Linked DNA regions of Mus musculus: regions 2 and 3 are each linked to region 1. A link is a loop called in an ENCODE intact Hi-C map of the cell type or tissue named here. Cell type or tissue: gastrocnemius. All regions are shown on one strand.

Region 1 (4,000 bases):
GTGAGTCACCACACCAGGGTCAAATAATACTATTTAGTTACAGGGAGAAAACAAAACAAAAACCCCATCAATGTAGGTTATGGGTATTTGTTTTGTTTTTTAAATAAGATTCAAAGCTAGACATGGTATTGAATAACGTGTAGTCCTAGCACGTGAAAGCTGTGGGCAAGGTCAGAGTTCAAGGGCAGTCTGGTCTATGAGACTTGTGTCAAAACAAACCCCCCTCAGATTTAAATAAGCCTTGTCTTTTAGATACAACAAACAGGTAAGCTAAACAATATAGATATGGCCACTTGCCAAACCTAAGATACAAGAAATTAGAAACTACAATCCTAATATACCCTCTTTGTCTTAATCTATGAGAGTACAGGGCTGTAAAAAAAAAAAAAATCTCATTTCCTTTTTTCTTTTGTTTTTCGAGACAGGGTTTCTTTTATATAGCCTTGGCTGTGCTGGAGGCCTCTCTTTCTGTTTCCAGAGTGCTGGGATTAAAGGCATGAGCCACCATGCTCTGCAAGATCTCATTTCCTTATTTCCTGTAAACCACTAGAAAATTGGAGAAATTTCAAGTTATTTTAAAGAATTTCATTTCAAGACCTGCCAATATTGGGAGAGGTAGCAGGAACCCCACAAGGTAATCCCCTCTTCTGTTAGAACCTGGTGTGGTGGCCTACACCCGTGTTTCTGAACTTGGGGACACTGAGGACACATTCCAGGACAACCGTTAGACTAAGCTTCATGGCCCTGAGACAAACCCACCCTGCAGTGATCATGGCCAGAAATTTTACTGGAATTCTTTGGGTATCTACATTCAGTAGGCAGAATTTGGGTGACTTATTAATACCACTGCTAAACCAGCACAACTAGAAAGAAAAACATTCAACTGAGTAGACCCACCAAGACCTTTAAAAGGCCTCTGGCTTTTCAGTGCAATACTACAGTGAGCCAGGCCTTCTCATTTGACTACTTTACTCCACTTGCAAATGAAGCAACTGATACAAGTCTAAAACACTTCTAGAAATAACCAGTTTTCTTTTGTTTTCAATCTGTAATAATGGCCAAAACCCAATCTTTAGGAGATTTTAAGGCTAAGTCTAATAAGGATAATAATGTGGCTCCTATGTGTTATTTCCACTGGGCTTGCTTATAATCCCAAACTGCTTGGATCTTGAATAATGACCTAGGACAGAATAAAGCTTCTACAATTACGATTCCTTTACAAGGCTTATTCTGATTTTTTTTTCTTTCTACCACTGCCCTCACTTTGAACTCTGCTAACTGTTCTCTTGTTCTGATCTGTGTAGCCCAGGCTAGCTTTGAACTCCAAGCCTGACTCAGTCTCTAGTGCAGGGTGTGCCACCTCAAGGAGTTCTCTTGATTTCAACAGGCTTTGTTAGTTTCAAAAAAAAAAAAAAAAAGTCACCCGCAATTTGGATCTTTTGGAAAGCAACTCCAGCACTTCCCATTCCAATCTGATTCCACTTAACCAAAAATATAACAGAAAGGGAGTAAAACCTAGTTTAAAACCAAAAAAAGGCCTTTTCGACTCCAGTCCCTCTCTAACAGGGATGGCTAACATAGCGGAAAAGAAACGATCTCAAGCAGCTTTTCCTAGATTAAAACTTGAGCATCCGGATCCTCCCCCAGACAGACACTGCGGCCGGCCTGCAGGGATCAAATGATCAGCGAGCGGGCCAAGAGAGGCGACAAGGCTGGCCTGCCACTTCCGAGCCAGGATCGCGGTCCGCAGAGACGTCCGCCCAAGCCTGAGGCCTGCGCGCCGCCGCCATTGTACGGCGCGAGCCTCAGGGCTCTGCGGGCCACCCCGCCCCCCGCCCGCACCTCCCCCTTACCCTCCACGGTCCCTGTCACGATCCCGATCCCCAAAGCCGCCTCCACGCATGGTCCCAAACGGATAAAGATCTGGGAGCGGGGCACGGATGACCGAGCTCGGGAGGGCCTGCGGCTCGGGTCTAGTGATGACCGATGGCGGCGGCGGCGCCTCCGCTGTTGGGGCGGCGGCAGGCGCGGCGCTGTCTCGCTCCGACGCGCTGTCTCCCGTCGCAGACGCCACCGTCGCCGCCTCTCTCGTCGGAGACGGGAGCACAACTCAGAGAATCGGGGTTGTTAGGACAGTCGGGAGGTCTGGTCCCGCTCAAACCGGGCGGTGCCACGGTTGAGGCGTCTCCCTTCCTTCCCAGCAACTGCACAAAATGGCGGCGGCCGCGGAGACCGCTCCAACTTAACGCTACGCACGGCCCAGACGCTACGTAAACAGCGTCTGGAGGGCTCCGCGCGACGCCACGGACATTCTCGGAACCGCTTTACGTCGGTGACGGAGATGGGGGCCCTGGTCGGCCCACCTTAAACAAGGCAATGTGCGCAACCGGCGTAGGGTTCTCGCACCGCCAGCTCTAGAACGTTGGCTGGGGGTGGGGCGAGCCGTCGGCACGACGTCACAGTGTTGGCGTCGTTGGCCCGCCCACTATTGCGGGTCAGCGCAGTCTTCGTAGCGCATTCTGTTTCGAGAATGGACTTTTCCCGGCATTCCGAGCTCAACCCGGCGCTTGAGGCCGGCCTTGTGCAGACATAATGGTAGCACTCCACGTAGCCTTAGTCAGACTTCCGGGTCTCTGGGCAGTAGAACCCAGAGAGTCTTGAGGCCGCTTTCTTGGTTCCAACGTCCCAACGCCGTGTGCCCCAAGCTGGCCACACAGCCCGGCGCCATTTCTTTCCCGTCGCTTTTCGCCGCGCTGGCGCCGCAGCCATGTTGGATGCGTCGTGTCGCTCTCTTTCAGCGGCCAACAGCCTGGCTGGGCCAAAAGACACCCTGTGTTTCCCGCGTTTCTTACTGAGGTGCTATTTTCCGAACAAAGGGTTGGCACCTTTTCCTCTGGCCGTAGTTGACGCAGAGGCCACACCTTCCCAGAGTCCTTTCTGAGGTGGGCGCCTTGGACCTTAGCCACCATGAAAATGGGTGCCTTACCCGGGTGCCCCACTGCAGAAGCGGTGGGTTTGACAGGCTAGGATTTGCAAACCCTATCCGGGGAGGGCAGGCTGGGCTAGGCCGCCGGTGCCACCCAACTCCTAGATTGCTTTCTTTGGCTCGCCATCCCTGCGCACTGCCAAGCCACACAAACTTGGACATAGTTGCTTTACTAAATTGTGGAACTGCTGGGTTCCTTGAGACCTCTAGGCTCATTTCTACCGCCGCGGAGAATGGAGGCCGGCAGACTGGAGGCTTAGTCTTGTCTCATGTCCTGAGTGTTGCTTAGGTTAGGAAAGCCAGGAGAGTAAAGAGGCGTCTTGAGAAACGGTTCATTTGTCACTTCGGCCATGGAGAGCCAGGCATTGTGCTAGTTGCTGGGACACTGGGGATCCAACACGTTCCTTGGCACAGAGCTTTATTCTCTAGAGACGGAGAGGAGACAGATGACAAATGTGTATGTTAGACTTTTGCTGACTTGGAAAAGAAAATGGTGTTGAGGCTGTGGAACAGTGCTTGCTGACCGTGACTGAAGCCCTGGATTCAACACCCAGCACCTCCAAGAACAACAGCAAAAAAACACTAAAGGGAAGGCCATACTTTAATTCCAGCACTCGTGGGTGAATCTCTTGAGTTAAACGCCAGCTTGGTCTACCAAGTGAGTTCCAGAATAGCCAGGGTGACACAAAGAAACCCTCTCTCAAAAACCAACCAACAAACACCAAAGAAACAAAAACAAGAAAGGGGCTAGAGACAAGTTGAGGAAACGGGATGACATCGGGTGCTCTCAGAAGGCATCCCCCATCTATCAAATGACATTTGAGCTGAGGTCTCAACTAAGGTCCTTGCTGCCAAGGGGGAAGATCAATTATGCAAAGCCTGAGTCCAAGAAGATGGAAGCTACTTAAAGAGCTTGGTTTCCTTGAAGGTGAAAATGTCTGGTTTAAAGTAGCGGCATAAAGAAGGACCCCTTTGACTGCAGTGCAGAGAATCAACTGAGAGGCAGCTAAGGCA
Region 2 (4,000 bases), 170 kb before region 1:
TGACGCTCACTCCAGAGCACCCTGCAGGGAGTTGCTGAGTCCTACCCCAGTACAAGCTGAAGGCCTGGGACCTGCAGCCAGCACTGCAGGGATGAAGGTCAGGGGCTGGATGTGGCCTCTGGCTCTCCAGCATTATCACCTATGGCAAAGGCCAGGGCAGGCCACAGGCCTACGCTCACACTGGCTCTCACAGGACCTCCCCCTGGCAGGACAGAAAAGGAACCTTTCTTGAAATGGATTCTCCCAGAGAAGCCACAGGACCCAACACCACTTCCCCTTGGGAGGACATGTCGCCCACCAGAGCTTACACCCTTCCCTTTCTGTGCAGTGTGAGCCTGGGCTGCTGGTCCACCACAGCCATACCCAGCTCTGACTGAAAGGCTCACTCCCGCTGCGCTCCACTCTCAGCTCAAGACTGTCACCTTAGCAAGTACACAGAACAACCAGTGCTGTTTCACTGCCAACAATCACTAGTGTGTCACTAATAAATTCATCAATTCTCAGAGAAAGGAGACGAGAACAACCTCCTCAGACATGACTGATTGATCAAATCAGGTCCCCTGACTACCTGTTAAAATCCACTCCCTTTGGTAGTAAATATTTAAACTCCTCCTGAGGTTTCTACCCATCCCTCTCGGATGGACGAAAGACACACACAGCCTTTATACTTACAATACACGTTAATCAGTACAATAGCTGGGCAGAAGAGACATAGGTGGGGTTTAGGCTTTGCGGGTTTGGGGTCAGAGGAGGAACGTGAAGGGGGAGAAGAGGAGGGCATGAGGAAGAAGTGGCCATGGGTTAGATGAGCCAGAAGAACATGGTTCTGAGGGCTGGCTGATTGAAGTTATGAGCAGCCCAGACGAAACACAGTAAGTAACTCGGATTATCGATAGCAAAGTAGATTCTAACATCGAGGAGGGTAAGCAGCTGCCCAGCTCTTGTGCTGCTTAAGGCTTATTAAAACTATAAAGGCTGTGTGTGTTTTTTTATCTGGGAAGTCAATAACCCCGGGCCAGGATTAAAGTAATTTCTACAACACTTTTCCTAGGAAAATATAGGCTCACACAGAACAGACCCAACAATAGCATTTACACAAGAATGCATCTACACAGGCCGGAAACAGAAAAGGGAGGCTGACGTGTGACCAGGAATGGGTGCAATTCAGGCAGTAGGCTGCCATCCTGCTACATTCTCAATGTGGCTCCAGACCTGGTCTCTACGAAGGCAATATCTACCACAGCCTGCACGCCAGGTCGTGTGTTAGGCCAGGGACACATTAGCAATCATGGGACCCACAGTCCAGAGGGAAGGGATGGTCTCACCTACTCCTGCCCTGGTCTGCTGGATATCTAGAACTTTCTGTTCCATTCTAGATACCACATGTCAAGTCACAGACAAGAGAATGCCATCAGGAAGGGAGAATGAGGGTCACAATGAAACCTGGAGGCTTGTCCACACAGTAGACGGGTGCCTCACCATCTCATGGCAGATCCCACAAGGACTTCACTTGACAGAACGGACACACCTTTCTCCCTTCTTGCTTTTCAGGACAGGGGCTCATCATGGAGCTGAGGCTGGCCCCAAACTGGCAGAGATCTTTTGGGCTCTGTCTCCCAAACATGCTGAATTACAGGCACGTGCCAGCACACCTGATTTGGAAAAATACTTTCTAGTGAACATTGTCATGGGAGAGGGAGATCTGAGCCCCCAGTTGGTCAATAGAACCAAGTATCAGAAGCAGACCCCCCAGCAGGGACTGTGATCCCACTAGCCCTCGCTCACTGGCAGCTTCTCTAGCCAGTAACTACCTAGCCAGGAGGTTACAGTCCACTCAGTGTCCTAGCTATAGTTCCTGCAAACAAAAAGCTACAACATCCAGCTCAGGGCTTCAGAAGAACCTGCTCGGAAGTGTCCCTGCAGCTGTGCCCCCGGCCAGGAGTTATACACTCTTCAATATACAGCACTGACTACCATCTACGACACAGTAGGTACCTTGTACAGAACTGATGGTCCCCAGTGCATCTGGCTGCGCCAAGCTCTCTCCTCTGTTAAACTTGAGCACCTTCCGCTGGTCTCGGCCTCTCCTACACAGAAACTCTGTGTTGATTGGAGAGACCAAGCTATCTGGGGCATTCGGGTAACTGAGGATAGGTTTGGACAACTGCCATCTGTGGACTAGAGGACTTTCTGCTTGGTTCACCAAGCCTCAGAACATCCCTCCCCATTTTTCAGGGGCACGTGGGCAATCGCTGTACAGTGGACCAAGCCTGGTGGACAGGGGACCTGCCCTGTGTAAATGTGCCCAATTCCAAGCTGCTCCCTAGCCCTCCTCTGGGGTGTCTCCTCATCCTTTCCCGGCACCGCACAGGCTGCTTCTGACTCCTCTTCCTTCAGGCCTCTCTCTCCCTTTACTCAGATCCACTGAGCTCTTATACTTCTTGTTTGTGAGCTGTGGCCAGTGGTGCTGTTACCCATCAGGGTGTCCTACTGGCAGCAAACCGGCTTATGACTCTCTTTTTAAGTTACATTCGTGTGTGTGTGTGTGTGTGTGTGTGTGTGTGTGTATGTGTGTGTGTGTGTGTGTGTAGATCTGAAGAGTTCGCAGCAGTCAGGCCTCACCTTTCATCACATGGATCCTACAGAGGCATTCCAGACATCAGCCTTGCCAGCAAACATCTTTACCCATTGAACTGCCTCCCTGGCTCCCGTCCTAAGCTCTTCGTTCATTCACTGTAGCCTCTCTGTCATAAAAGATGGTTCATTTGGGGCTACGTGTCAAGATTCAGTGTATCTAGAACACTCTGGGGCCAGGTGTGACGTCGCAAAGCCGTGCAAGGGAGGCTGAGGCACAGGGATCACGGATTTGAGGCCAGCCTGGGCTACACAGTGAGACCTCTCTCAACAACAAGAATCTGAACTCTGAAGTGGGGTGCGCTCCCCTCCTTCACCAGGCCCGGCATAAGTCAAATCCTGGCTGCAAAGACCCAGGCAGGCAGGTGCCTGGCGCTTTGTCACCATTGGGTCCTCCTGGGCAGCCCCGTTTTCACACTGCGTAATGGCTGTGCGATGCACACTCGCCCTGGTCCTGGGGGAGGGAAGAACGTGCTAATGATAAGGGAGAACCTGGGGTAAGCTGTGAACGCCACACAAACTCTTGTAACAAAATATGTGGTAGGGAGCAGAGGACGCTGCATCTCCAACTCTGGCCCCCCAGTCTCTCAGGCTCTTAGCTCATCCCAAGCCCATCAGACACCAAACCCGCGGCGATCAGCTCACACCCCAGCCCCGTGGTCTATCCCAGCTCGGTGTGAACCACAGCCCTCATCAGATGGGTGCTGTATGGAGCCAGGGCATCCTAGGACAGGCACCCAGTATCTCTGAAACTCAGTCCTTGCCAGGTTGCTAACTAAACAATAAAATTTAAACAATTAAATAATTGTTTAACCTTAAAGAAAAATATCAAAGACACAAACAAGGAAAGGTCTCAGGCCCTGAGTCGGGGGTTCACGCCCACAAGGCCTCCCCCGGCACAGTGACCACTACTCTATCTTTAGTAAGGTTTTGGAACTTTGAGGTTGAAAGCAAGATCTTAAAAGCCTAAAAAAATATGCAAGCAGCTAGGCAGGGTCAGAATCCAGCTGACTCCCTAAAGGCAGCAGTAGGAGCAGTGAGAAGAAGCCTGCAGGACCCAGAGAACAATTTCCACCCTTGAGGTGTAGTCCCTTCCGAAAGATGTCAATCACAGAGCCATCCACTAAAGACACTTCAGGCTTCCTTACCAGCATCCCATGGGCAGCTTTCTCAGGAGCCTGGTAGAAGATGAGCCCCAACTAACAGAGAGAACAAACCACAAATGAAGGAGAAACAGGGACAGGTGACCCACACAGCACAGGGGAAGCCAACACAGGTCTAAGAATGATTGTGACTGGCAACCTGGGTGACAGCAGAGGTGGCCTTGAAAGCTGGCAGTGCTGAGTGCAGAGAGCCTGGTCAAAGC
Region 3 (4,000 bases), 140 kb after region 1:
GACAACGGAGGGAGACTCAGAGGATCACACATAATACCAATTTATCCAAATATCATCAATACTAATTTACTGAAGAATTCATCTGGCGTACATTCAAGCAAACAGTATTCCTGAAACCTTTTTAGTACTATCTTTCAGCCAGGCCTTGGCATCTAATAAACACGCCCAAGCTGACCTATATTGACATGGGGCTATTGTCTAGAACTTGGGAGGTGGAGGCCCGAGGAGCAGAAACTCAAGATCATCTTCCAATACATAACCAGTCTGGACTACGAGATCTCCTTTCAAAGAAATCCCAAATTGATCAATATAGGAATTGCTAACAACAATTTCCATTCCACTCTACAGGGCTAGTTGTCTGGTCCCAAGAAATCTCTTTTCCCAAAGGCTGGCATTTAGACAAAAGCCAGCACCCCCATCCCCTGGGGACTTGGAAAACTAGCTTCCATCTGCTAAAAATAAGCAACCTTATCATCTCTGGCAAAAGGGGCCTCGCACTAACATATATGCCTATGGTGTCATTAGCATATCAAGGTCTATGCTAGCTTTTAGGCTCCTTCGAGCTCTATTCAGTAAGTTCTTGTTATAGCCCAGTTTACAGATTACCTTCCTCCTAAGTACCTGTTCCCCTTAAAGACCCGGAAATCCCCCCAAGTCCCGTCATTTCTGCTTTCCTGAGAGACAGCGAGGCACTTTGGAATAAACTTTTCCTTTACCCATGAAATGGCTATTTTGGTTTCTTCATTGCACCCATTTTTATTCACCCATGGTCATTTGAAGATGCGGGATTGTCTACCCCTGTGATCTGCTACCTGCCCGACAAAAGTCCTTTCTTTGACTTTAAGGCTAACTGACTGCCCAACTAGGCTAGCTGCTTCATGGGTGTTATTTAATCCTTTCACAATCTTTAGGTACTGTAAACAAGGAAGCTGAGGTGCAAGGGTTACAGTGACTTGCACAGTCACGCACAGCTGGTCGGTGGCACAGAGAGGATCCAGCCTTATAAGACAACACTGAACAGCCTGCCTGGGATTGCGGCCCCACGCTGCTCCAGCAGAGCCTCTTGGATATAGTAGGTGCTGCTCAGGACTGCCTCATCCATTTCCACAGACATCCTGGAGCTCACAGCAAGCCTCTCCTGTTTGCTGTTAAAAACACAAGTGGGGGCTCTAAGGTGGGTTCTAGCCTAGGTCACCACTATGTCCTCAGTCCACTCCAAAGTTACTACTGGGCCTGCTATGGCAATGTTTTGGATTTTAATAAAAAGAGAAAAGGAGGGAAGGGAGAGATTTAATCAACTTTTTTTCTTCCTTAATTCTTTCATCAGAATTTCCTGATGTTTCTCAATAAAACACACAGGAGTAGGTAAGCGTCAGCCGTGCCCATCCAGGGCATGGATAAGCTACTCCAATCCCTAGAGTTTACTATTTGGCGCCCAGGACCCAGGTTTGGTTCCCAGAACCCACGTGGCTGCTGACAACCACCTGCAACTCCAGTTCCAGATGACCCAACACATGTATGTGGTCCAAAGACATTCAAAACACCCAGACGAGTAAGGTAAATACTTCTGCAAGCTGAGGGCCTACAGTGGCAGAACACTCGAGAACATGCATAAGGCCATAAATCCAATCCTCTATGAGTGCACCTCTAAGCCCTTTATTTTCAAAGTTTAGACGGACACGTGGTCCAGTGTACGAGGCGAGACATATGCTCTGAGGACGCTTTTCCCCTGGATCCAGCCTCAGTCACTTCTGACTCTTCCCTGCCCTGCCTGTTGTTGCTAATCAGCATTAGCCCAGTCCTGAATTCTTAACTCACTTCTCTCCCGCGCATGAGTCATCCCACATCCACAACTCTCTTCGGATTCTATCCTGCTTTTGTTTCCTCCTCCTCTAACTAGCTCCACTGCCAGGATGAGTTTCCTCCCGACAAACAGCTCTTATCCACACCGTCCTCCCAACTCTGCCCCTCATGAGCCACAGTTTAAAACCCGCGGGTCACTCTGTCAGTGACTCTCTGAATGCCAGTTTCTAAAGAGACTGTCCCAGTATCTGTGGCTCTCTCTGGACCTCGGTCATGTGTACAGCCCTGAGGTGCCCCGCTCAGCTTGTCTTCTCTGCCTCCTGGTACCTGGCAACTGCAAGTGGCTGGTCTTCCCCCTCTCACCTTTTCTTCCATTTTCTCCAGGTTCTTTACATACATTTGGGGGAAGTGTCCCTACTTATCTACACAGAACCTTTACAAGTAAAAATGCTCTATAATAGAACTCCATTTTTGGAATTTTCTTACTGGTCAGCCCGTACCCGTACTGCACTGAGAGGGAACACAGAAATATACTGCAATTTGCTAAAGCTTCAAAAGCAACAGGGCCCTGGTCCCATGCGGTAACTGCCAGGTCCCATGCGGTGACTGCCAGGTCCCATGCGGTGACTGCCAGGTATTCAGCATCATTCACCCAGGAAAAACACATCTGAGAGATGCCCAATTATCCAGACATATAAAGCCCAGACCCCAAATCCTGCTGACTGACTAGCCAGAAAAGCAGCTACTCAAGTTCCTACGTCTCTGAGATTTTCCAGCAAGAAGCCAGGAGGAGCCCTCTGGAGGTTATAAAGCCTGGCAGAAATCTCAACATTAACAAATACAGACTCCACGTCCTAATATCTTCATCTGGAATATAGGAAACAATAGTGCCTACCTCCCAAGCTGGGTGTGAGGACTCTGCGGCTGCACAGGGAGTCCTCAGAATGGAGCAGAGAGTTGGTTTGTTAGTGTCTCATTAACTCCCTTGTCAGTCCAGGAGCCAAACTCACAGAGGTCAGAACCTGTCAACCTGACCGTGACTAACTACATACAATCTGACATTAATTTACTGGTGGGTAAAACTAGGCAAACGACAGCAACTCTGTCTGGGCTTCCCAGGCCATGGCTAAGGTTGCTCTAAGTACCAAGTAGCAGCGAGCACACTCAGGTGCCCATGGCCAGTCATTTCCTTCTCCCTGGTTAGAGATGAGAAAACAATTCAGAGCTACCCAGAAGAACATTAACAGCTGGCCAAAGGGAAGTCGTTCAGAAGTAGCCTGGGCTCTCCTTTCTGTCACATGACTGGGTGGTGGAAGACACCTTTTCTTACCCCCAGAGCTTCGTCTTCTGAGGACTGAGCTGTACTTACAGAGAGCAAGTGGCACATCGGCCCTGCTGCCCTCTGATCTTTCACTGGCACTAGAAAGTAATTACTCTCACTGTAGTTCTGTAAGAGCACTCAGGATACAGCTCTTCTCAGAGACTCCTGTAGTTCTTTCAAGTTAAGTGGTCCACACTTAGGCATACCAATCACCCCAAACATCCTAGCTGTACCGCATGTTCCTGTGCAGCTCCAAATGAGGACCTCAGTGTATACCACTTACAGCATCCTTGAGCTCTCTCTGTCCTGAGGTCTTTTCCAGTTGGAGGGGTAAGACAGGCTCACTGTCAAAGCTGCTATGAACTTCTGTCATGTTGCTGGGTCCAGTCAGACACTATAGAACTAACTCTCAAGGCCCTTCAGAAAGCAAAGCAACGGGCATAAAACTGTACCCTGGACCACTTGTAGAGTGGCATATTTGTTCTACAGTCTTTTAGGGACACACTTTTAGGGACTGCACTTAGGACCCCCTACGTAATGTGCAAGCATTCTTATCACTGAACTTCACACCAGCCCCACTAAAGTTATCACACAGCAGGAGAGAGCTGGAGTCTGCTCTAATCGCAGCGTAGCTGGTTCAGAAGCTACTCTGAACAAATTACTTGACCTTTCTATTCATTTCTCTATCAGTAAAACGAACTGTGAGGAAGTCACACAGAACAAATGAAGGACACACCATGGGCAGGCAGCACATGGCCCCAGAACAGCTAAGCATTGTGGGTATACTTTTCTTGAGATTTCCACCATGTCCCACCTTTGGTAACAGATGGCTGAATGTGGATGTATTTTGTATCCCTCCTAGATTGTAAACTCCTT

What was found. A loop is a pair of places that touch in the nucleus more often than their neighbours do. Peaks named below come from ENCODE experiments on the same cell type or tissue, not always from the same donor. Only the 100,000 strongest peaks of a DNase experiment are listed, where the experiment ranks them.
Region 2: it touches region 1 in a loop (2.6-fold over the local background); 1 of 42 quality-filtered maps calls a loop at or near these places.
Region 3: a loop joins it to region 1, with 2.1 times the contacts of the local background. A loop is called at or near these places in 1 of 42 quality-filtered maps.

The regions. Positions count from the first base shown.
Region 1 is chr15:79,544,342-79,548,341 of GRCm38, forward strand. Ddx17 (DEAD box helicase 17) reads right to left here and starts at 2,400. Exons shown (of 13, transcript NM_001040187.1): 1 at 1,854-2,400. The coding sequence starts at 1,903. In gastrocnemius, no CTCF peak of the experiment used is centred here; DNase peaks (open chromatin) are centred at 1,800 and 2,393; H3K4me3 peaks cover 3,256 bases; H3K27ac peaks cover 3,393 bases.
Region 2 is chr15:79,370,352-79,374,351 of GRCm38, forward strand. All of the region lies in intron 3 of Tmem184b (transmembrane protein 184b), which reads right to left. Among named protein-coding and RNA genes, the nearest start is that of Mir1943, 2.9 kb to the right of the region's middle. In gastrocnemius, no CTCF peak of the experiment used is centred here; no DNase peak of the experiment used is centred here; H3K27ac peaks cover 1,238 bases.
Region 3 is chr15:79,682,392-79,686,391 of GRCm38, forward strand. The region is part of intron 1 of Josd1 (Josephin domain containing 1); the gene reads right to left. Among named protein-coding and RNA genes, the nearest start is that of Josd1, 3.5 kb to the right of the region's middle. In gastrocnemius, no CTCF peak of the experiment used is centred here; a DNase peak (open chromatin) is centred at 2,425; H3K4me3 peaks cover 2,990 bases; H3K27ac peaks cover 3,785 bases.